2 separate regions of the Homo sapiens genome follow, and region 1 is linked to region 2. A link is a loop called in an ENCODE intact Hi-C map of the cell type or tissue named here. Cell type or tissue: A673. All regions are shown on one strand. Each heading gives the region's core, and the rest is flanking DNA. Links, peaks and the distances in the headings are about the cores only.

What was found. Hi-C counts contacts between places; a loop is a spot of excess contacts. Peaks named below come from ENCODE experiments on the same cell type or tissue, not always from the same donor. Only the 100,000 strongest peaks of a DNase experiment are listed, where the experiment ranks them.
Region 1: it touches region 2 in a loop (7-fold over the local background); 3 of 110 quality-filtered maps call a loop at or near these places.

Annotation. Positions count from the first base shown.
Region 1 is chr9:16,604,520-16,622,099 of GRCh38, reverse strand. The region is part of intron 3 of BNC2 (basonuclin zinc finger protein 2); the gene reads left to right. Among named protein-coding and RNA genes, the nearest start is that of BNC2-AS1, 110 kb to the left of the region's middle. In A673, for the core only: no CTCF peak of the experiment used is centred there; no DNase peak of the experiment used is centred there.
Region 2 is chr9:15,878,636-15,886,635 of GRCh38, reverse strand. The region is part of intron 24 of CCDC171 (coiled-coil domain containing 171); the gene reads right to left. Among named protein-coding and RNA genes, the nearest start is that of CCDC171, 330 kb to the right of the region's middle. In A673, for the core only: no CTCF peak of the experiment used is centred there; DNase peaks (open chromatin) are centred at 3,565, 4,215 and 4,575; H3K4me3 peaks cover 3,994 bases; H3K27ac peaks cover 6,781 bases.

The DNA.
Region 1 (17,580 bases), core at 3,845-11,844, 730 kb before region 2:
GAAGCTCAGGAGGTTAAGAAGACCACGGTCATCACAACCAACAAGAGATTGAAATGGACAAGAATCCTAGTGTCCAGACCAGTACTGTGCAATAGAAATAATTCTGCAAGCCACATATGCAATTTAAAATTTTCTAGTAGCCACACTACAAAAGTAAAAAGAAACAGGTGAAATTGATTTTAATAATGTATTTCATTTGACCCAGTATATCAAAAATTATGATTTCCATGTATAATAAATATAAAAAATATATAATCAATATGAGTGTTTATCGAGACATTTTCTTTTCTTTTTTCATTCTGAGCCTTCAAAATTCAGTGTATTTTACACTTTCAGCACATCTCAACTTGGACTAGCCACATTTCACGTGGTCAATACCCACATGTGGCTAGTGGCTACCATATTGGATGGCTTAGGTCTAGACACCAGTCCAATTTTCTTTCCACCACAGCAGTGTAGTAGCTTTTAAAGGGTTGACTTGGATTTTCAAAGTCTTATTTTGGTTAATTTAGGAGACCTGGTGTCTTTGATATACAAGTGAAAAAGTAACTGAAACCTTATATAAGTCGTTATAATAGAAGCACATTGCTCTAGAATCATCTTTCTCATTAACATTTTTGATTCCTTGGCAAATGCTTAGTAATACTTCAAGTAAATATTTTCAAGTTACTTGTAGACTTTTTTCCTTCGTCACTTTACTCCCTGTGAAGCCATACTGTCTCAGTTTTGCTAACCACAGACACATTACAGGCAGTGTTGTGGGAGAAGAAAAAGTTTCCCTCTGTTTCTCCTTTTGGAGGTTGAAGGCAGTATACCCTGGTGCTGCCCTGGACTGAGGCTGTCCACCATCTGTGTAAGGAATTCACAATCCCAGACAAAAGAAATTGGCAAAGTCTTCCCTCTGTCTGCTCTCCAGATCCTCAAGATAGCCATAAAACACCTGGACAAAATCAGCAGGTGATGGCAAGGGAAAAAGAATGATCAGTCACAGGCGTTGTTGAATCCTTTGAACATTACTTACGGCCTGGACATTGCTGTCACCAGGCTCAATTTGATCTTGGGTGAGTTTTCTGGAAGAGCTTTATTCCCTGGCTCTGTGACAACAGCGGAACCAGATAACATTGTGGATAGAGGAGAGAAGTGGAAAGTCGAGGTTTCCCTGCCTTAAGGTATAGCAGTTCCAGGTGGTGTTACCTCTGTGTGTGTAAGAACATCCTACAGAAATAAGTCATATCACCAGATGCATAAAGTGTGCTATTTAGATCAGTGTTCTTACTGTAATCCTGCTCAAGGAGTTTAAATATTCACTCATCTACTTATAGTTTATAAATTGTTTTCAGAATGATCAGCATTGTTCATATGCTGAATTTTAAAATGTAGTTTAAAATCTGTTTTCTGCACTTAACACTGAAAAAAGGGAGTTGGCACTATGGTATTTATAGGCTTTTACAAATCTTTTCTTATGGTGGCTCTACATAAGAAACTTTGCTACATACTCATTTTGTGTCACATGGTTTGCTTCCATATCTTTTGTTTTGATGCTGTATGTAGAAGTTTCAGTAGCTACTAAGTCATCATTTGGGTTGTCTGAAATTTTTATAATGATATCAGATGGTGGCAGAATTGCATATCATGAAGTCTGGTAGTGAAGGGGCACATTTTTAATGGATCAGGAATTTAGCCATGAAGAAATAACACTTTTGCCAGTAAAAGCTCCGAGCAAAGTCCGTTAGCTGTTGCCTCTTTGTCAGTCAGTAAGAGAGTTTAATACAGTGGTATTTAGCTTTCTTTGCTGCTGCCAGTTTTAAGGGTCATATTTTAGCTCTGATCTTTATTTCCAGTGAGAGGGCTAAACCAAAGCAGAAGCAGCACTATTTAACTCGGAATTCAGAATGATTTTTTCTCTCCCTTTGGCTCTGTCTACAAATGTAGCCCTTTTTCATATCAATGGCGTCAAGCTTCATTGAATTTAGCTCTGTCTTGTTAAGTACATTAATGCTGTGTTCTGTCATTCATTACATGAGAATTAGTTGTCTATTACAAAGTGGGGGTTTTTGTTTGGAGCCTGATCTTCACGGGAAGAAGGCCATACGTGGCTTAATTTCCTGAGTGCATTGAATGCTGGACTTATTTTTCTGTGACTTGTATGTCCACTGAAAGCATCATGCAAAATGTTGATTCTACCGTTGGGAGGCCCACTGTATTTTAAGCAAGGAAACTTAAAAGAGAAGAACACTTACCACCTTTCTTTTTTAAAATCCCCTTTCCCCCATGCATTTTGTCACATTTTTCAGTGATCTATACAGTGCCCTTAGAGTGTGTTACAGAAAGTGTTAATATCTTAGAGCAGCAGTAATAATAATCCTTTTACTCAGGGTAATCATGTGCTAATCCTCTGGTAAGTCAAAAGTATTAGATCATTTGAAATTCATTGTGTCAGCTCAGTTGAAATAACTGGTATGGTGCTATAAACATTTAGAGAAAGGGAGTCTTTGAACCCAAATAATAATGTCAAATAGTTTGTTAGTGTTACATGTTCATGTTTAAGGGTTTCATAAGCTCAACCCATGGACAAGAGCATTTCAGTTTACATCAGTGTGTAATATATTATTTTAACTGAAGGTTTATTTTTATTTTGTTATTTGGGGAAAGTTTCTTTTCCTCTGGCACTTGTGGACTGGATTTTTATGGTACAGTTTTCACTCTGCAATCACAGGAAGCCTGCTGTGCCAGAAGGGTGCTTTTTGGTATTTTTTTTTTGTTTTTTGTTTTTAAAGAAAACTATTTTTGTTTTTCTAAAGCATTATGTTGGGTTTGAATTTTCTCCTTGCTCCCTTCTTTCGTATTCTTGAGAAAAACATTGATGGTGTACATATTTATTTTTCTGTGAATATTTTAACCAGGAATTTTGGCTTCATGTTTCCCTTTTCCTCCTGAACAGAGTCACCTCTTCCTTGGAATTTTTATAATTTTCTTGAATTATTCTCTTTCCCTCTCTCACTCTAAGTCCCCAGGGGATAGAGAGCCCTTAGATTCTTGGTTTTAGTGATCTTTGCACCCAGCATACCTTAGGTGTTCAATAAAGAATGCTTTGAATTGCTTCACTTATAGAAATGCTGGTAAATTTGGTGACTTAGCTAAAGTTGTTCCCATGTCAGAAAATGAATATTTTTGGTGACAAATCATTTTCATTTCTTCTTTCCTGAAAGTCGTTTGAGTTTTAGAAGGGCGCCTTTTCTTAGAGCTTCAGGACTGTTTGAGCTGCAACTGTTGTCCTCCACCTTTATGAAACCACTCAGCTGTTGACAAAGCCGGTGTTAGAGCTTCAGAGAGCACCAGCACAATTAATTGGTTTTCTGAGAATGCATAACTTAACTTAAGTAATTGTGCAATCAAGGCTCATGTGGAAAGGATGAGTATCTGTCCTTTCTGGACCTCTTGTTATCACTCCTTGTTTCCACCTGATCTTTGATTCATAGTTTTGGAGAACTTGTAGATTCTTTTATCCTAGGGTATATTAAGTACTGTAATGTGAAGTCCTACTCCTCTTTTTTGAAGATGAAATTTACAGATCTTGCTGCTGATTGCATTCTGTAAATAAAGGGAGAGCTCTGAACATGATGTTTGATGTTGTGTCCCTAGTCCGTGGCCATGCTCGATATAGCTTTCTTCCTCCTGGCGTCCTCCCGTGAACAGATTCTGGTAATGAGAAGGTTCATCATCTAAAAAGCAGTCCACAGGATAGCTTTCTCTATGCTGTTATAGAATGAACTGAAATCTACGTAGAATAGCTCTAGAGCTAAAATTGGGTAGAGAGAAGAGGTGTTAAATGCAACCTGAACATTTTTTTTCAGGGATAACCCAGCTCAGAGAATAAGGTGTCCAGATGATCTGGTTTAAGTCACAGAGCCAGTGTAGCCAACCAGTCCCCAAGGCACTGGCCTCACTGAGAGGGTAGCTGGCGTTCCATTGGGTATGGGATCAGGGATTATTGATGGCATTGTTACAGGTCTGTCAGTGAGGGCACGTAGAATAGGTAGCCCCGAAAGTTGCTTTTAGTCACCGTAAAGTGGCGCTCCATTTTAGAGTTCAGTCCAGGCATGGCTTTACTGCCATTGCTGGGAAAGTACAGCATGTCACAGTGGCAGAGAACATGGACTGTGGAGCCAGGCTGCTTAGGTTTGAATCCTGTTTCCACCACTTGTACTGTCTCTGTGATACTGGACAGGTTTCTGAAGTGTCTGGGCACCCAAGTTCATCATCAGTGAAATGGGATAATACCTACTTCCTGCATAGCTGAAGTTAATTGTGAGGATTTAATGAATGTATGGTGCCTAGAACAGTGCCTGAAACATAATAAATGCTGCATACATGTTTATGTAGTAAAATAAAACTGGGTGCTGAGAGCTGCTGATGCTTCAGAAAACCATTAGTGAAACCTAACCCCTGGAACCTGACCCTTCATTAAGGCCCCAAGGTTTTACTAAACTTTGTGCCTGCCACAAAAACCATACTTATATGTGCCTTGTATAGAAGCTCCTATAGATAATCGTGGTTTTTTTTTTTTTTTTTCCTCCATCTGTACGTAAAATTTGGAGGAGCTGGCTCTACAGGGCTTTGTGGGGATTCTCTTGGGTGACAGTGTAGCTGAGGAAACTCTACTTTGAACTAAAAATAGGGCCATTTTCATAATTCTTTTCATATTCCGCTTTGTTTTCTTTGGGTGATACATTCTTTATCAGGTATAATTTGTCATAGAATGATGTTTTCAATTGTATTTTTTCGTAACCAAAGTGATTAATTTTCAATTTACATGTGGCTAAGAAGATATATCTGATAATCAAGTTTAGTTCAAAAGTAGGTTTTTTTGTTTGTTTGTTTGTTCTATAAGAAGTACCTCATTTTGATTGCAGGGCCACGGTTAAAGTGGACTTGACAGTAAACTGAAATTTACGTTTATCGATGATGATCATGACCCCATATCAATTTCTGTGTTCTCAAATGCATTATATGGTTGTCTGAATAGTTACTCCAGATTGCCAACACTGTGATTTAAGCCTTTCACAAATTACCTGTTGTAATTCACAAAACTGGGTTTCATATTATCTGTGGCAACTATTTTTTTTAAAGATTCCTCAAAGATGTAATAATACTTGCACAAGTGGTGGCAACTAGGACAGAATGGTTCAAAACAAGAGGAAAGAACATACTATGAAATGCTATAGAGAGCCACCTACGAAATTCCCACGTGTCAGTAGAACTTCCTTCCTTCCTTCCTTTCTTCCTTCCTTCCTTCCTTCCTTCCTTCCCTCCTTCCTCCCCTCCCCTCCCATCCCTGTCTTCCTGCCCTCCTTCCTTTCCCCCTTTCTTCCTTTCTTTCATTCATTAATTTTTAATTTTTTTTTTTTTTTGAGAGAGGATCTCACTCTGTTGCCCAGGCTGGAGTGAAGTGCCACAATCTCAGCTCCCTGTAGCCTTGATCTCCTGGGCTCAAGTAGAGATTCTCCTGCCTCAGCCTCCCAAGTTGCTGAGACCATGGGGCTGGCTAATTTAAAAAATTTTTTTTGTAGAGACAGGGTCTTGCAATATTGCCCACACTGGTCTTGAACTCCTGGGCTCAAGTGATCCACCTGCCTGGGCTTCCCAAAGTGCTGGGATTACAGGTGTGAGCTACCATGTCTGGCCTCTTTTATTTTATTTTATTTTGCGAGACAGGGTCTCTCTCCGTCACCCAGGCTGGAGTGCAGTGGTGTGATCATGGCTCACTGCAGTCTCAACATCCGAGGCTCAAGCAATCCTGCTGCCTCAGCCTCCCAAGGAGCTGGGACTATAGGTATGCACTACCAGGCCCACCTAATTTATTTATTTTTTATTATGTAGAGACAGTGTCTTACTTTGTTGCCCAGGCTGATCTCCAACTCCTGGACTCAAATGATCCTCCCACCCCAGCCTCCCAAAGTGCTGAGATTATAGGTGTGAGCTACCATGCCTGGCCCGGAACATTTTCAATATGGTTATGGAAACATTATCAACTGGACACAGTTGCTTGATTTCTCAGCTTAATTGGAGTTATCTTGATGTAATGGAATTGAACAAATGTGACCATTGAGCTCTCAGACTTGGTTTTGAATTCCACTTTTTCCATTGACCAGCTATGAGGCCTTAGTCAAGTTCCTTAATCTCCTTGACCCTTAGTCTCCTTATCTGTAAAATGGCGATATAATAGTACCAATCATGCTCAATTGTCATGAAAATTAAATTAATTCATGCATGTGAAGTATTTACATTATAGAGGAAGAAAAATTTATTTTCCTTCCACTCGTCTAAGTTCTTGGCTGCTAACTCTGTAACAAAAGACAAATTAACAAAGAAAAGCATACAAATTTATTTAATATAAATTTTATGTGACACATTTCCTTCATAAGGAAATGAAGACTTGAGGAAACAATTAAAGCTGAATGTTTTTATAGGTTCGATGAAGAATGGACAGTCCTGGAAAAATGTGATAAGACAAAAAAGAGTATGTGCTAAGAGTAGTAAACCGAAGGAAACGTAGCAAGGCCTTCTTATTTAGATTCCTTTTGATGTCCTTCCATTTTCAGATATACAGTTGCTTTTTTCCTCTGGGTTTTGGGAAGGGCACCTCTCACATGACGATCTTATGGCCTGCTTCTGGGGAAAAGGATGGGGAAATGTCAGAGAGTCCTTGCATATATCATCTCTCAAAACTCTTAATCTTAAATATTCAGTATGTCAAGGTGCCATATTTTGGGGTAGCATGTCCTGAGCTCCATCAACATTAATGTAAAAATATTTAGCCTAATGCCTGGCACATATCAAGAGCTTAAGAAATGCTGACTCTAAAATTATGACATCTAGGAAGATGTGGGGCAGAATTGTAAACTTACCTGCTAAATTACCTATGAGCTGCCCACCATTCGTTAATTATGGCAATAATAATGGGTTTATCATGCTGTATCCTCACTCTTGCAAGCAGTGTTCCTTGTGCTTAGCAGTAAATGTTGCCTAATTTGGGGCATGCTGGTGTGTCTGCAGACTGTTCTTGTATGTGGAAAGGTAACTGGCCTGCTTGGCTTTTTTTTTTTTTTTTTTTTTTTTTTTTTTTTTTTTTTTTTTTTTTAAAGAGACAGAGTCTCACTCTGTCATCCAAGCTGGAATACAGTGGCCCGATGACAGCTAACTGCAGCCTTGACCTCCAGAGATCAAGTAATCTTTCCACCTCGACTTCCCAAGTAGTTGGGGCCACAGGCATGTGCCACCACACCCAGCTATTTTATTTTTATTTTTATTTTTTTGTAGAGACAGGGCTTCCCTGTGTTGCCAAGGCTGGTCTTGAATTCCTGAGCTCAAGGGATCCTCCTGCCTCAGCCTCTCAAAGTGCTGGAATTACAGGCATGAGCCACCACTCCTGGCCATTTTTTTTAACTTCATGCATGTAGCTCTTCCATATCACCTTACTGTATAAAAGGGAACAATACCCCAGAAACCTTTCTTTTAAATAGTACCTGGAAACTCTAACCTTGCTTTCTTTTTATTTAGAGAAAAGGTGCATTTTACCATGATAGTGAAGGCATTTACATGGATTAGATGGAGTTTTTTGGATTTTTTTTTTTTTCAAGAAAAGGTTTTTCCAAGTGGTTTTGTTGGCTTTTAAAACAAAAGCAATCACAGTAAACTGAATCTGTTTCTCTTTTGAAGCATACATGTGTTGATTGCTAACTCTGTGCTAGGTACTGTCTTGGATTTTGGAGGCTGTGATGAGTAAGACCCCCATCCTTGCTAATAAGGTCTTTATGACAGTAATATTATAGAAAGATTTCTAAGTTTTGGCCAATGGCCAACTATTTCTACTAGAAGTTCTTCCGTAGATCTCAGGGTGTACCCCTACGTCTGTTGCTTTTGTATTTTTTCTTCAGGCTTGTGACAGTGAAATTTAACATTTTTGGGTTTCAATCCCAAGCGTTAATTTCTGGTTAATTTCATTCCCAAGTGTTAATATATAGGACATGCTGTAATTTGGTTTTGAGCCTTGTTTCATTAGGTTTGGCTCCAAGGACACACAAACCAGAAAACAACTTATTTTCATTCCTTTCTTTTGTGGCTGTTATCCATATGGTACTGCTCATCTCCCTCTTGTGACTGTTACCTTTCTTTTGTAATCGAGTTGTCTCATGATGTCATCGAGGCAATTAATTGAAAATACACTGCCTGTCTGGAATCAGAGACAACTCAGAAAATTTTGCAGTCTTCCATGACATGCCCAGTGACAGCTGTGCTTGTCACTATTTCTTCTGGGAAATCCCAGGGAATTGTCATAGTCTGCTGTCCTGGTTACCCAGGATTTCTCACTTAAAGCTGAATTGGTGGTTGGATTCAAGGATGCAGGGGCGCCCAAATTATGGTAAGAGGTCTAAGAGGCTCCTCCTTACATTTACCTGTTGTCACTCAGGAAAAGTAGCAGGGGGATCTTCTTGCGCACAATCTCAGTAATTGAAAAATGAAGGTAGTAGCTGATCTCCTTTTCAGAAAAGGTACAGGTGTTGGCGTTTGTTATAAATACCTATTCTGAGAAGCCTGCACAGCAGTAATGGGGAATACTCCATAACCTGCTGTCCCCAGTGATTTTCAATAACATGTGGCATTTGGGGCCACCTTTCCTTTTGACTTTGTCTTTTACATTTAAAATTTATTAAAGCAACATTTTTCTGGGTTGCAAGCACAAAATGGATTTTTTTCCTAGAAGTTTTGCATATTTCTTGTTATTTCTTTAACACAGTACGTTTTCCTTCCCTTGTGTGATCTGCATTTTAAAATTGGAAAAGTACACTGGGTATTTGCTTATTCAAACTGGCACAATAGGCATACAGGCTCTAATAATTAGTCATATGCTTGGAAATTGTCAGTGTTCCCCATGGTTCACAAATTTAAAATAAAACTCACTGCTATCTTTTATTTTGATCCAGTTGATTTTTCAGACTACCTTTCTAACCTTATGGTCCTAGGTATTCTCCTTGCTATAACTCATATGTTCTTTGAACAAGCCCCATGCTGCTTTACCTCCGTACCATTGGCAGTACTTGTCCATCTTCTTGGATGATCTTCTTTCCCCATCTTGGCTTGTTGAAATCACTTAAATAGGTTTGTCATAAGTGATGATGGTCCAGCACTGAGCTAGGAGATATGTGTGGGTGCCAAGTAAAACAAGACATGGTCTCTGACCTTGAGGACCTTTGAGTCCAGTGCCTCTTGAAAGCCTATCCATCTTCCAAACCACTTCCTTCACTAAGCTTTTTCTCATTACCTCAATAGAAGTAGTCTGTCTCCCCTGAACCCTAAAGCATTTTGTTTATGCCTGTCTTGTCACATTGATCACATTCCACTTTATAGTATAGTTATTTGTGGTCAGGTTTATCTCCCTACTCAGTTGTAAATTCCTCAAGGACATATTTATGTTTACATGTCAGGGTTTAGAATTCTGTTTTCTACATAGTAGGTATTTGATAAATATTTATTGAATTGATGGGGCCACAAGAATAAAAATCCATGCTAAGAATTGGTGAGGGGATCTTGTCATATAATATTTTGTATTTCTTATTCAGTACAGTTAAGGGAATTTAATTTTCAAATTCTACTCTAATAAAAGGATGGAAAATGGAAATATGAATGCCTAGTTCTCTAAGTTTGGTATGAGAAAGTGGCTGGGGAAGGGGTGGGTGTGTGAGACTGTTTCATGTGTACAGTATTGTATCATGAGGCAGATACTTAATTTCAGGAAACAGCCTAATGAATATGAACACTTGGAAAATTAGTTGCCCATTCTATTAATTGTTTATTTGTGAATGAAAGGGGCTAGTCAGGCTGGAGGATTGCATGGTTTCTGGAAGTCGGTATACTAAACTATCTCCAGATGTGGGGAGAAAGAAAGACGTCCACATTTTATTGCATATAACACTTTGTTGCACAATTCACAATTTGAGCTTAGAGGTTTTTTTTTTTTGCTTCTGTTTTCTAGTTATTTATTTTAGTGTTAGATCTCTGTTCTCTCTTCTACCTCTTACAAATTAACTAATAGAATAATTTAAAGGAAACATTTAGTAATGTGCTTTTATTGAAGTTAGGTGGTCTAGTTAGAAGAAAGAGACTAGGTTATTTTTATATGGAGGAATATTTGTTCTTCCTCGAGTTATTTATTTTGTTTGGAGACATTTATATGATAAATTTACTTGTATATGAATTTTCAAAAATTTTGTTAAATCAAGAATTGTTCCTTTACTCTGCAGGTAGAATATTTTAAAATTGAGCTTAATCATTATTCCAGAGAATTTGATAAACACATTTAGTGAAACTTGGATGGCATAGCCTTACAAGCTGGTCTTACAAGTTATTATTTTCATGGCTGAATGCTAACAGACTGCATGTCTTGCTTTATCAGAGTGTAAAGTGAGACCTTTTTTTTACCTTGAATTTTTTTGTTGTTGTTCTTTATGCAATCATTTAAACAATAGCTCTGGCATCACTTGATTGTGCTATTAGCCTCACCTTTTCAGCAACAAGTATTCTAAATTCCTATCTTGGGAGCTGCTTGGGAACCTGGATTTTTGTATGATAACCAGTCAAAAAATAACATAAGATTGATGTCCAGGGTTGGATTTTTATGTGTCATTTAAAAATGGCATTTGTGCCACAGTTCACTTTACAGCCGTTTTCCAGATAATTCAAAATACTAGAAAAATCCATCTGGTCCTTTAGAAAACTATCCTGGAGCCCTTCCCTTCATGTGCAGGTTATAGAAAAAACTCTGGCTGGATGGATGCTTTGGTGACTAATTTAAAGTATCTGGCAGGACGATTGATAGCGCCTTTCCTTTGTGTTGTAACAAATATATTTCGGCTGCAGTTTATTAACATAATTCAGCACAACCACAGACATATTGTACATATTAAAGCATAGAATTAGAACCATTTTTTGCACATCACAGTCTTCTCTTGCTTGTACTTTTTTTTTGACAAGGATCTGGATAATTGCTTCAACAAATGAACTGCTGTGTTCAGTCTGTTTCTATAATTTCATAAATTGTTTTCATGCTAAAACCAAGCAAGCTTTCACTGAGTTAATATAAAGAACCGCAGTGTAATTACAGGAGCTGTATTATTAAAAAGTATGACAGCAGTGGCAGCCTAAGTGACAGCTACTTTCTCCTTGCTTTATCATGACAAATTAAAAAACTCTTTTAAGTGCCAGGGAGCAACAGAATTTGCTATATACACGTCATCTTGAAAATGGGTATGCACTCATGACTAATTATTTTAAGTGTGTGTATGATGTTGTACCCCTGGAAAGACTCCATGTACCTAATGATCTTCTGAGTGTTGCGTTTCTTCAACTGTGAAGCAAGGAAAGGTGAAATACCATGTATGAGAATGAGAGTTAAGTTACCACAGGGTAGATGACATTTTAAAAGCAGATAGGAGTTTTTTAAGATCTACTTTGTATTTTCTTCACTGATTGCGTTTAAATTCTGTTGGGCCAACTGATCAGAGACTACCTATCTCTGTTTCAATTCATAGACCCTTATAACCCTGATAAATTATAGTAATTTAAATATTTTGTCAGTTTATCATTCCTTCAAACTTGTATCTGTAGTCTGCTTTCTTGTCATACATACATTGTTGGGAACCTCGGATTCCTTCTGGGGGTATTTAAGGAAAGATGTTACTCACTGGCCGTTCCTTTCAAGTTTTACTGAATTTAATTATAGTGGTGCATCTGGCAGGCATGAAAACCATTAGATGAGCAAAGGGGGCTCCCAAATGCCACTCTATGAGCATAATTTAAAATGCTTCGGATTCAGCAATCCTCCTTCAGTTGCGTTATTAGGTACATTGCCTTGTACTGTTATCCTTCTGGTTGTGGTTACATGGTGCGCCCAGTTTTTGCCACCCCTTTTCCCTTCCCTCATCACTGCATTGTGTGATATCTATATTATGTTGCTGGGCCTTTCCTTTAGAATTTGTGGAAATAATGGTATATTTATCCATAATATGGATGAGATACAAATGATTTGGTATTAAGGGACATAAGTGATTTGCCTTCTTAAGAGCTTGTGATTATCAGACAGAAGATGGCAGAGAAGAATAAGAGCAAAACAAAGCCAAACCTGTTTCTTCTATTGTCAATTCAGTCAAAATGGAGGATACTAAGAGACAGGAGTCCTGAGAGGAGGGGGTACCAAGGGAAAGGTAAGAAGGGCAGGTAAGGGATTCAAGACCTACTGGAGACAAGGGGGAAGAGCAACAGTTTTGTCAAAAAGAAAAAGATCAGTGATCTTTCTGGAAGTCCAGCAGAGAAGACCTTTCTTGAGATTAGTTTAAATTAAGAACTAGAATAGAAATATGTCCCATAGATAAATTCCATAAAGCACACTCCTGGGATTCTGCTGTCCAGGTACCTGAATAGTTTGTAGCCATCTTCTACATACCTTTATTACCTGTAACATAAGGAAGCATAGGAGATACAAGGATGAAGTTCGGTCTTCTCCTTAGCAGGCTGGACACAGTTTTAGCAGTTATTTCTATATGCTCATATTTAGCTTGTTTTCCAGCTGAGCTCCAATTTTTGTTGTCCTGGAGCAGCTCAAGCTTTCACCTTTGGGCCTGTAGATTCCTATCTCAGTTCACCTCCATGAAGCAAGACTAGGTTGGTGCGCCTTCTCTTCATATCATAACACCCTATGGTTTCCCCCCCTCTATTGGAAATTGCTTATTTACTTTCCTTGCAGCTCAAGCTTCTTGAGGATACTGTGGGTTTTATACTATGTATACAATCCCCAGCACAGAGTAGGCATTCACAAAATACTTGTTGTAGTAATGATTTCATGTCTGAGACTTTTGTTATAAAAGCTCTCTGAGCCTTTGAAAAGTGGCTCCGAAAGGTCCCCTGGGGTGCACTTTTCTCTAGGCAATCAGTGATCAGAGTTAGCCAAGCCTGCTGTATCCCCTTTCATTCAAACAGCCCATGTTGCGCATCTTTCACAAGGCTGTGTTCTAGGTGCTAAAGAAACACAGAAAAATCCCAAGATCCCTTCCTGTACAGGAGACTGAACTTAGGTTGGCAAGGTATGATGTTTAGGAACCTTAAGTACATAATAAAAACATTATAAAATATGGAAACCTAGAGCTTTGAAGAAATGTTGAGCATATTGAAACTTATGCATGTAATGGAAGAGGAAGTGGAGTTTGACTTTTGCCTATTTCAAGTTTGCATGCTTCTGCCGGGCTTTGGAAACAGTACCTCTATTTTTCAGATCTCACTGACTCCCTGTCAGGTTATCTTTTCATGACATCAACTTATCTATTAAGTAATTAGGGCATATTTTAACATGTAAAGTGTATGTCTGGGAGCCATATATTTTGGAAATGTACAGTGTGCACCTGTGGTCCCAGGTACTTGGGAGGCTGAGGCAGGAAGATCCCTTGAGCCCAGGAGTTCAAGGCTGCAGTGAGCTATGATCTTGCCACTGAGTCCAGCCTGAGTGACACAACAAGAGTCTATCTCTTTAAAACAAAATTTAAAAAATTGATTATTTTTAAATGCTTATTTTGTCTAAGAATTAATAATCATAATAAACTTTTTTTTTCTTTTAGTTTTAAGGAGCAGGGAGTTTAATAGACAAGAAAGAAGGGGGAAGAAAGAAAAAAGAAGCTCCCCTGTACAGAGACAGAGGGAGGGGGAAGAAACGTTTTTATTTACCATTTACTCTGTGTCTATCACTGTGCTTAGCTTTTTAAGCAAAATATTTCTAATGTGTACAAAATTGCTGTGTGAAAAGTAGTACCATTCAGTTGTTACAAGTGAGGAATTGGGGTCTCAGGGAAAATAAATAACTTAAAAATAGGAAGTAGGAAGTACCCCTAAGGAATCTTTTTCTGCTCATGGAAAGTAGAGGATAAGGGTAGATTTAGTTAATCACAAGCTTTCTACTCTTTTTGAGCCTGCCCTCCCCTGACGTAAATTTGATGTCTCAAATTTCTTGAAGGCTTTATTTAAACAGTGCTTTGTGGTCCCTTCTGGCAGTGTGACTGATGCTTGTACCATGGGGGTTTTTGGATACCTGGAACTCCATATTGGTCATAAGAGTAAATTGGGGATCCTGGGAACCCTGTCTTACTCTTTAAAAACTGTGTTCACACATTAATGTTTCAGGAGAGTCAAATTTATTTTGCCTGTTTTGTGTTTTTAAAAAAGAGATCAATTTTGTTAATCTATAAGTTAGGTCACTAGAGTTGGAACTACAGTATTAAGGGGCCTTCCATCTGGAAGTCTTAACTGCCTAGACAGGGTAGGAAAACATCACCTTAGATTTCAAAAAGACTTAAAATGAACCTCATCTGAAAATGAAAGCATCCGTGTAGCATATACAAATACATTAGCACACTATGCTATGTTCAAGTAGAGTTGTTAATTTCTCTGTGTATTATTTTAAACAAGATTGGTAAAGTAGGAAAACCAAAACTTTTTTTGCTTTGAAAATTTATTCTGTAAGAATATAATAAAATTGTTTACTTACCCTAAAGTGTAGCCGTTATCAAAACTCTTTCCTTTAGACGTGTTTAGTTTAACCACCTGCCTAAAGGACCACTGAGTTTGAATTGTTACAGCCAAGTTTACAAGTGTGGACTTGGTCCTGTGTTTCTTTTAAATGCCACTTCATAAGACCACCCCTTTTTTTCTACATTCCCTAATTATTTTCTCCGTCTCTCCTTGTTGTCTGTTTTTTTCTTTCTCTGAGGTTTTGCATTACTTTTATCAAAACGAATCCCCTTTTTAAAACTGGATACCACAGCGCACTGTGGCTCACGCACTTTGGGAGGCCAAGACAGAATGATTGCCTGAGCACAGGAGTTTGAGATCAGCCTGGGCAACATGGTGAGACTCTGTTTCTATAAATTTTTTTTTTTTTTAAAGTCAGCCAAGTGTGGTGGCACACTCCTGTGGTTCCAGCTACTTGGGAGGCTGAGACAGGAAGATCGCCCGAGCCCAGGAGGTTGAGGCTGCAGTGAGCTGTGGTCACACCACTGCACTCCAGCCTGGGTGACAGAGTGAGACCCTGCCTCAATAAATGTGTTAGTCCGTTTAGAAGCAAGTCACACATTATGTGGATGGCCGCAGGCCAAAGGAGCTTGTGCAGATAAATTCCTGTTTTTAAAAACCATCAGATCGCCGGCCAGGCGTGGTGGCTCACACCTCTAATCCCAGCACGTTGGGAGGCCCAGGTGAGTGGATCACCTGAAGTCAGGTGTTTGAGACCAGCCTGGCCAACGTGGCGAAACCTCGTCTCTGCTAAAAATACAAAAGTTAGCTGGGCATGGTGGCGGGAGCCTATAATCCCAGCTACTCGGGAGGCTGAGGCTGGAGAATTGCTTGAGGCTGGGGCTGGAGAATTGCTTGAACGTTGTGGGGTGGAGGTTGCAGTGAGCTGAGATTGCGCCACTTCACTCCAGCCTGGGTGAAAGAGTGAAACTCCGTCCCCCTACCCACAAAAAAAAAAAAGCTATCAGATCTTGTGAGACCCATTCACTGTCAAGAGAATAGCATGGGAAAGACCTGCCCTGATGATTCAGCCATCTCCCATGGGTCTGTCCCACAACATGTGGGAATTATGGGAGCTACAAGATGAGATTTGGTTGGGGACACAGAGCCAAACCATATAAATAAATTAATAAATAAAATTGAATGCCTATATATTTCTCCCCTCTAATCCATTCCTCAGAGTCTCTGACAGAGTGAACTTTTTTCTTTATTATTAACTTTTAAAGCTAATCCTTTAAAAAATATTTTTTCTATTCTCTCAAGTTTTTGTCTTTTATACATGTTTGAATTAAGTCATTGTTCTAAATATACATGTAAGCTGGTTTATAAATACTATAATTACTTCTCTTACTTAGGACTCAAATGTTGCTCATAATTGAAATTGTAAGCCCTTATTTTCTGTTCTAGCAGCAGGCACTCTAAATGGCTTGTTTAAAAAAAGTTCTTGACTGGGCGCCATGGGTCACGCCTGTAATCCCAGCACTTTGGGAGGCCAAGGTGAGTGGGTCACTTGAGGCCAGGGGTTTGAAAAGGTTAGCCAGGCATGGTGGTGTGCACCTGTAGTCCCAGCTACTTGGGAGGCTGAGGTGGGAGGATCACCTGAGCCTGGGAGGGTTAAGGTTACAGTGAACCGTGGTTGTGCCACTATGCTCCAGCCTGGGTGACAGAACGGGACCATGTCTCAAAAAAAAAAAAAAAAAAAAAAGAATTCTTGAAAGGTTGGACTCTTTATTAGTTATCACTAATTATATCACAGACTCTGAACTCTAAGAATGCTTGTTTTCATGGCTCTGGTCTCTGTTGTGCTGTAATAAACTTCCATTTCATATTTTCTGAAGTTGTCACTTTGAGTTCTTTCTTTGGCAATAAGAAAAGCTTCCATTCAGTCCATCTTAAATGTGGAAAACAGTTTTATGTAGCACTTGTTACTTAACAGTAGTCATGGGACTTAAAGAAAAATGTTGAAGCTTAGAGGTGGTAAAGCATAGTGGTTTAGAGAGTAGGTAGTGAAGTTGATCGGAAGTCCTGGCTCTGCCTTGGCAAAGGTGGTTAATGTCTGTGCTTTGTTGTTGTTTTTACCTGTAAAATTGAGATAATGATAGCGTGATACCCTCCTAAGAGGGAAAAGTCAGGATAAGCTGAGTTTGTCCATTCAGAGTGTTTAGAACACTGCTTGATAGTAAGTGCGTAAGAAGCGTTGCCAGTATTTTTAAACTTAACTTTGCAGATAATATATGAAATATGCAAATAAGTAGAAATATATACTTGAAAACATGAAATCTTTAGGATAATTTCCTCTTTTCATTCTCTACTAATTTATTGTTGGTGAATTAGATAGAGGTCACAATCTAGTCATGTGTTTTACAGAAAGTAGTTACAATGTTGTGTTCCTTTTGAAATACTGACTTATTCTTTGGCGTGTATGAGGGGACATCACATGAAGTCATTGTTGAAAAAGATGTGTCCATTAAGAAAGTTGGTGCTCTATTTGTGTAATTCCCGAGAGTGGAGGGATTTGTTTGGTACAGTAGCCTTATTAGCTTTACTAAAACAAACACACAAAAACAGACTGACACCCACAAGTATTTTTGTCTTGTTTTACAAGGTCTGGTTTCTTTATTGAAGTAAAATTCACATAGCATAAAAATTAATCATTTTTAACCTTTTCTTTTCTTTTCTTTTTTCTTGAGTTGGAATCTCTCTCTGTTGCCCAGGCTGGAGTGTAGTGACGCGATCTCGGCTCACTGCAACCTCATCTCCTGGGTTCAAGTGATTCTTCTGCCTCAGCCTCCAAGTAGCTGGGATTACGGGCGCCCACCACCACGCCCGGCTAATTGTGTTTTTTTGTATTTTTTAGTAGAGCTGCGGTTTTGCCATGTTGGCCAGGCTGGTCTCAAACTCCTGGCCTCAAGTGATCCACCCAGCTCAGTGTCCCTAAGTGCTGGGGTTACAGGCATGAGCCACCGTGCC
Region 2 (8,000 bases), core at 1-8,000:
TTCATTTCCTTTTGATGTATACCCAGAAGTAGGATTGCTGGATCATATGGTAGTTCTATTTTTATTTTTTGAGGAAATTCCATACTGTTTTCCATAATAGCTATACCAATTTACATTTCCACCAATAGTGCACAAAGGTTCGCTTTTCTCTACATCCTTGCCAACACTTGTTGTCTTTTGACTTTCTGGTAATAGCCATCCTAACAGTTGTGATGTGATATCTCATTGTGGTTTTGATTTTCATTTCCCTAATGGTTAGCGGTGTTGAACACCTTTTTACTTATTGGCCACTTGCATGTGTTCTTTGGAAAAATGTCTTTTTAGGTCCTTTGCCCATTTTTTAAAAAAGTTATTGTGTTGTATGAGTTCCTTATATATTTTGGATATTAAACTCCTTACTGGATATACAGTTTATAAATAGTTTTTCCTATTCCACAAGTTGCCTTTCCATTTTGTTGTTTCCTTTGTTTTATGGCATTAGGTCTTTCTAACATTGTGTACTCCATTTTGAGTTGATTATTGTGCATGTTGTAAGACCAAGGTCCAATTTCATTCTTTTGCATGTGGATATCCTAAATAAAATATTTTTAAAACTGTGATTTTGATAATTCCAAGTTTAAATAAGAGGGAAAAGAATTAGGATCTCTGTTGGAATAACTTTTAGTTCTCTTCTTCAATTCAAATACATGTATATAATGAAAACATATATTTGAGTATTTGAGAGTAATAACAGTCTGTTTAACAAATGTAAGGCATCTGTGGAATTATTACAAGAAATTATCATTGTACTTAGCTTTAGACTGATTTACTGCATCTTCCTTAATCCTTAAGTTGCATATTCATTGCTGTATTTTCTTCTAACTGCTGTCACTTAAGTTGTCATGCAGAATAGGGCAAATCGGGGTCAGTTTATATAAGCGGCATCAATTTGAAGAACTTCATCAGTCTTCATTTCAAGGCATTATGCAAAGAAAACTGACATTAAGAGAGCCTTAACTGACAGCAAATGAAATCAATCAGCAAATCACTAAGCCATAATAAACTCACTCATTTGTAGATAACCCTTCCTTTTCCAGGTCTTCACCTAGGCAGTCCATCAAACACTGTTTTTTGTCCAAGTAGCTAAAATGAATAGCAATTCTGGTTATAGCACTTGAAAGTTCAACTGCTCACAGGCTTCGTTCTCTCAATAATAAGTATTAAAAGATATAATAGTTCTAGTTATATTTAAAAAGTGGCCTTAAAATGAACAAAAAGATAAAGCATCAAGTTTAGAATTTAGTTTTTGCCTCTTAACATTAATGACAAAGAAATTATGTTCACATCATGTCAGCAGCTTTTCTACTTAGGGCCACCTAGAACTCAGAGTTGTAACAAAAAACAAAATTCTGTACTGTACTTTGATACGTTTTGTCATTTTTGTTTTTTACTAATTGCATCTCAAACATTTCACATAAAAGCAAATACTGTCACCACTTGAGTTGGAATTTGAAATCATCCCAAAATTAAATGATGAAAAGGTGACAAAATGTTTCAAAATATGGAAACAGTAGTAATGTTTGCATTACTTTATATGATTATTTAAATAGTAGTATATGGCATGAATTTACCACCTGGGTCTTGGCAATGGCTGTATACTTAACTGGAAGGAAACACTAAAGTTGTTGAACATATTATTTTTTTGAAGGCACATGTTGAACAGGTCATCAATCAAAAACCTCCAAAAGTCAAAACACTAAAACCTTTCTCAATATAGTTGGGTCACCGTTCCTGACCTTAGGCCTTTTATAGTTCAGTCCAACTTAGCTTTTACTAATATAGCATTTTTTAATGTGAAAATCACCTTCACATGCACATTATCTCATCTGATCTCCCTACAGTCCTGTGAGCAAAAGCAAGACTGGCGTCACTGTCACCTTTTACAGATGAGGGAACAGTGGCTCTGTGCTGTTGAGTGACTTACCGAGGTGGTTAAATTACAGGGCCAGAACTTCAATCCAGGCATTCTGACTCTCCACACAAGCTTTTTCTAATACTACCTTGCTGACTCCTTCCCCAGAAAATGAAATTATTTCAACTTTTCCAAATACTATGCTGTTAAGAAAATAATTCCCATTCTAATCAACATAACTCAATGACATACAGTAAATTGCACAGACTTATGGTTGCCAATTTCCATATAATCTGATTTACTTTCTTGTCTTTTAAAGGGGTAAAAATATTAACCTGAAATTGAAAACTAAGCAATCTATATATACCTGACCAAGGGATGTTTATATGGCAAATATTTAAAGAAAAATTATTTCAAAAACATTTATTAGTGCGATTTAATTTTCTAAGTTCTTTCATACATGTTATAGGATCCTCATAATCACCCAAAGATGCACCAGACCAGGTAATATCACCTCCATTTTACTGATGAGGAAACTGACATGCTGGAAGAATTCAGGGTCAAGGGGTCACAGAAAATAGTGATTCTAGGATAGAACTCCAGTAGCACTGGAATTCTATCCAGTGCTACCACAAGAATTGTAATACATACTCATCCTTCACAAGAAAAGACAATGTTGTATTCCACATACACACAAAAAGAAAACAATTGTATAAAATAATGAGAATCCCTGCTACTGGTGTAATTTGTGTCTACAGGGGGAAGGATTTCAACTGCTTTATTGCCAGTCCTACTACTTTCTAGCAAAGTTGCATAACTGCTTCAACCTTCTGTAATACTGATTCTGCTATGATTTTATTTCCTTCCTAATTATTTTTTCCTATTAAGAAAAGGAATAATAAACAACAAAACTAGAAAAATGAATTTATAAATCTACCTTGTTTTTAAAGAAGTCCTACCAGATTTTCCTTAATCTCAGTTCAGATCAGTTATACCAGATCATTCCCGCAAGGTATATAATTCATACATACATTAAGCTGAATTAAGGAGTACAAAGTTATAAGATTCTTTAAAACTGTAGCAGAAGCTTTACACGGATGCAATTACTTGCCCTTAAATGTCATCTTGTCCTTTTTAAAAGGCAAAGAGAGATAAAAATCTCAACAAGAAAAAACAAGAAACAAACACACTGGTCTGAAATACAACCCAGGATGCAAGATGTAAGATATCTCATCTGCTAGTATTAAAAAGAAAACTTTATAGAACTCCTTCTACCTATCAGAAGGAGTTGAGAGACAGAAGGCACTACCTTAGTGTGCAAGACTATGTTTTAATAATGGATATACAGAAAATACCTTATTACAATAAATCTTTTAAAATAAAAGAGCCAGCCATGGTGGCTAATGCCGGTAATCCCAATACTTTGGGAGGCTGAGATGGAAGGATAGCTTGAGGCCAGGAGTTTCAGACCAGTCTGGGCAGCATAGCGAGACTGTGTTTCTACAAAAAAATTTAAAAATAAAATATTATCTACAAAAAATTAAAAATATTACCTGGGTATGGTGGTGCGCACCTGTGGTCCTAGGTACTCAGCAGGCTGAGGCAGGAAGATTGCTTGAGCCCTGGCATTTGAGACTGCAGTGAGCTATGATCACACCACTGCACTCTAACCTGAGCAACAGAGGAAGATCCTGTCTCAAAAGAAAAGGAAGGGGAGGGGAGGGGAGGAAGGAAGGAAGGAAGGAAGGAAGGCAGGCAGGCAGGCTGGCTTTTATCGGCTGGTAAAATATCTGAACAAAAAGAGTATAATTTTATATTTTTACCCTCAAGATTCTGTCCTAAAAATCTGATGCATCCCCCCTCCACCACCATCAAACAAACAAATAAAAAACCTAGAAATCAGACAACAGGCACAGAAAGAGAAGGAGGAATAATGGGAGAAAAGGATGGTGAAAAGACTTATGGGATAATACGAAAACTGCTCTAGTAATAGCTGATACGCAAAGCTAATTATCAAGCAGTTTTCCCAGTCATGAAACACTAAAATCTTAGGAGAAGATACAGATTGAGGATGACAAGGCATAACTCACAATGACTATAACCGACGTTTAAATGCTATTTATACTGATATTGAATTAAAACTAAGATCACTATTGTTATCTCACTTTGCAACAAGCCCTTAAAATAAGTTTTTCCAAACACTGGGGAAACACTCCAGGACACTGATCTGGGCAAAGATTTTCTTTTTAAGACTTTAAAAACACAGACAACCAAGCCAAAAATAGAAAAATGGGATTACATCAAGTTAAAAAGCTTCTGCACAGCAAAGGAAGCAATCAACAAAGTGAAGAGACAACCCACAGCATGGGAGAATACACTCGCAAATCGTCCATCTGACAAGGGATTAACAACCAGAATATGCAAGGAGCTCAAACAACTCAATAGCAAAATAACAAATAATTTAATTTAAAAGTGGCAAAAAGATCTGAATAGATATTTCTCAAAAGAAAACATACAAATGGTCAACAGTATATGAAAAGAATACTCAACATCATTAACTATCACAGAAATGCAAATCAAAACCACAATGAGCTATCATCTCACCCCGGTTAAAATTTATATTAAAAAGACAGGCAATAATGGATGCCAGTAAAAATATGGAGAAAGGAGAATCCTCGCACACTATTAGGGAGAATGTATATTAGTAAGGCACTATGGAGAACAGTATGGAGTTTCCTCAAAAAACTAAAAATAGAACTACCACATGATCCAGTAACTCCACTACTGGGTATGTGTACAAAAGAAAGAAATACATCACAAGGCATCTGTACTCCTATTTTTACTGCAGCATTATTCACAACAGCCAAAATGTGGAACCAGCCTAAGTGGCCGTTAATAAATGAATAAAGAAAATGCGATATAGATATACACAATGAATTAGGAATGAAATCTTATCATTTGCAGCAACACAGATAGAACTGCAGGTCATTAAATGAAATAAGCCAAGCACAGAAAGACAAATATTGCATGTTCTGACTCATATGTGGGAGCTAAAAAGGTGACTCTCATGAAGATATATAGATTGGTGGTTACCAGAGGCCAGGAAGGGTAGTGGTTGAGAAGGGGATGAAGAGAAGTTGATTAATGGGTACAAATATATGGTGTGATAGAAATAATAAGACCTAGTGTTAGATCAGTAGGGTAACTACAGTTTACAATAATCTATTTTGTATTTTTAAATAGCTAGAAGAATTTGAATGGTTCTAATATAAAGAAAAGACAAATATTTAAGGTGATGGATCTATATCCCAAGCACACTGATTTGAACTTTACAAATTATATGAATGTATTAAATTATCACATGTACCCTAAAACCATGTACATCTATTATGCATCAAATTTCTTAATGAGAAAAAGAAACAAAAAGAGAAAAATAATAAGTTCTTCTACGCACCTTAGTATTTCATTTCTTGTAATACTTTGTTTTGTTTAGCATTGCTTAGGGCTCTACTCAGGAAATTTTGAAGAAATTTTAGTTCTACTTGTGCAATATGAAATCTTCAGAGTAGAATTCTAAAATTTCAAGTACCAAGTAGCAAACTCTTCCTACTGTCAACAACAACCGAAAAAAGCACCAAATTCACTACTTCTTATATTCACATTCAAGTTAGGCCCCATATCTAGGACATTTAGATTGCTCATTGGCACAATTTACATTCTGAAGAACTAGAGTCTATACCTGTCAAGTAGCTAGATGAGACAAAGGATGGTATTTTTCCATCAAATTCGTTTATTCTCAGATGAACTATATGACTTTGCCAGCTAATTGTATTTCCCTAACAAATAGCTCTTCTCTGGGTAGTATTTACAAACCTTTGAAGAAGGTGACATTCCAACATTATTTTCGATTCCACAACCCAATTAAAAAATTATTTAATATTTTTCAATGTAAAAGATATTTTTATTTTGGGCTGGGTGTGGTGGCTCATGTCTGTAATCCCAGCACTTTGGGAGGCTGAGGCGGGTGAATCACTTGAGGTCAGGAGTTCGAGACCAGCCTGGCCAACACGGTGAAACCTCGTCTCTGCTAAAATTACAAAAAAAAAAAAAAAAAAAAACAATTAGGCGGGCATGGTGGCACATGCCTGCAGTCCCAGCTACTCAGGAGTCTGAGGCAGGAAATTCGCTTGAACCCGGTTGCGGGAGGTTGGAATGAGCCGAGATCACGTCACTGCACTCCAGCCTGGGCAACAGAGAGACTCCGTCTCAAAAAAAAAAAAAGAGAGAGAGAGAGAATTGGAAGTGACAGATATGTTCATTAGCATGATTTAATTATTGCACATTGTATTCATAAGCCATAAGATCACTCTGTACCATGTAAATATACACAACTACAATTTATCAATTGGCAAGTAAAAAATGTAAAAGAATAAAGAGAATTGCACAAACTCCTATAGACAACAACTTTGGATAATCCAAAATCTTTTTGATAACTTACTATTAAAATGATGTCACTTACCAATTCCAATAATCTCAAACATTCAAAGCACAGTCATGGACTTAGAAAGCAATGAAAAAGAAAATCTGTGAGACAAGCAGCTGCCACAAAATGTATCCTCTTTACTTCACCAAGGAGAATCTCTTAGACTAAAACTTAGCAACTCTGTGTAAAATAAGGACCTAGTAAGAATGGATGTCTGCAAATTCAGGGAAGACCAAAATTATAAAAAGAGGAAAAAACTTTCTTCTATTATCAGAAATTAAAGAACCACACTTTAAAAAGAAAATTAAAGGGCTAATAGAAGTCTTGCAGGGGGTAAAGTGGAACCATCTTATCTTTTTCAGGGGCAATTGGAGAATGTGTATTAAAAGCCTTAGAGTACACATAATATTTGATGCAATCATTCTACTAATTTATTCCAGGGGAAAAAAGAGAATAATGAAAAAATGTATGCAAGAGGATAGTAATTACCACCTTATTCATAATAACCAAAAACTCAAAATAACTTCAAATATCCATCAACAGAAAACTGACAAAATATACTGTGGTAGAGCCATGTAGCAGAGCACAACTCAGGCATCAAAAATAATTACATAAATCTGTAATTACTGACAAGAAAGATATGTTATTAGGTTTAAAAAACAATGCACACAAATAGTATGGCCCAAGAGAAGTTGGTTAAAGAGTACAAAAATAGTTAGCTAGAAGGTATAAGTTCTAATATTCAATAGTATAATAGGGAAATTATAATTAACAATAATTTATTGTATATTTCAAAATAGCTAAAAGAGAAGAATTGTAATATGCCCAACATAAAGAAAAGCATTCGAGGGGACAGATAACCAAATTACCCTGATTGATCATTGCACATTGTATATAGGTATCAAAATATCACATGTGCCTCCAAAACATGTACAACTATTACATACCAATAAAAAGGAAAAAAAGTGAAAAAAACTGTATGGCCCAATTGTTGTTTAAATATATATAGGTGTATTAAATATAAATAATATGTGCATGTGAGTTTGTATTTATGGCTAAAAAATAACTTGAAGAATATATACCAAAATGTTAACATTGGTTGTGTCTGAATGGCAGAATTTCAAATGATTTTTTTTAACTTTTATTTTAGGTTTAGAGGTAAATATGCAGGCTTGTTATATAGGTAAACTCATGTCACAATGGTTTGTTGTACAGATTACTTTGTCACCCAGGTACTAAGCCTAGTTCTCAATAGTTATTTTTTCTGATCCTCTCCCTTCTCCCACACCCTCCAGACTCAAGGCCCCAATTGTTCCCCTCTTTGTGTCCATGTGTTCTCATCATTTAGCTCCCACTTACAAGAACATGTGGTGTTTGGTTTTCTGTTCCCGTGTTAGATTGCTGAGGATGATCGCCTCCAGCTTTATCCATGTTCCCACAAAAAACATGATCTCGTTCTTTTTATGGTTGTATAGTATTCCATGGTGTATATGTACCACATTTTCTTTATCCATTCTACCATGGATGGACATTTAGGTTGAGTCCATGTTTTGCTATTGTGACTAGTGCTACAGTGAACATATGCCTGCATGTGTCTTTATGGTAGAACAATTTGTTTTCCTTTGG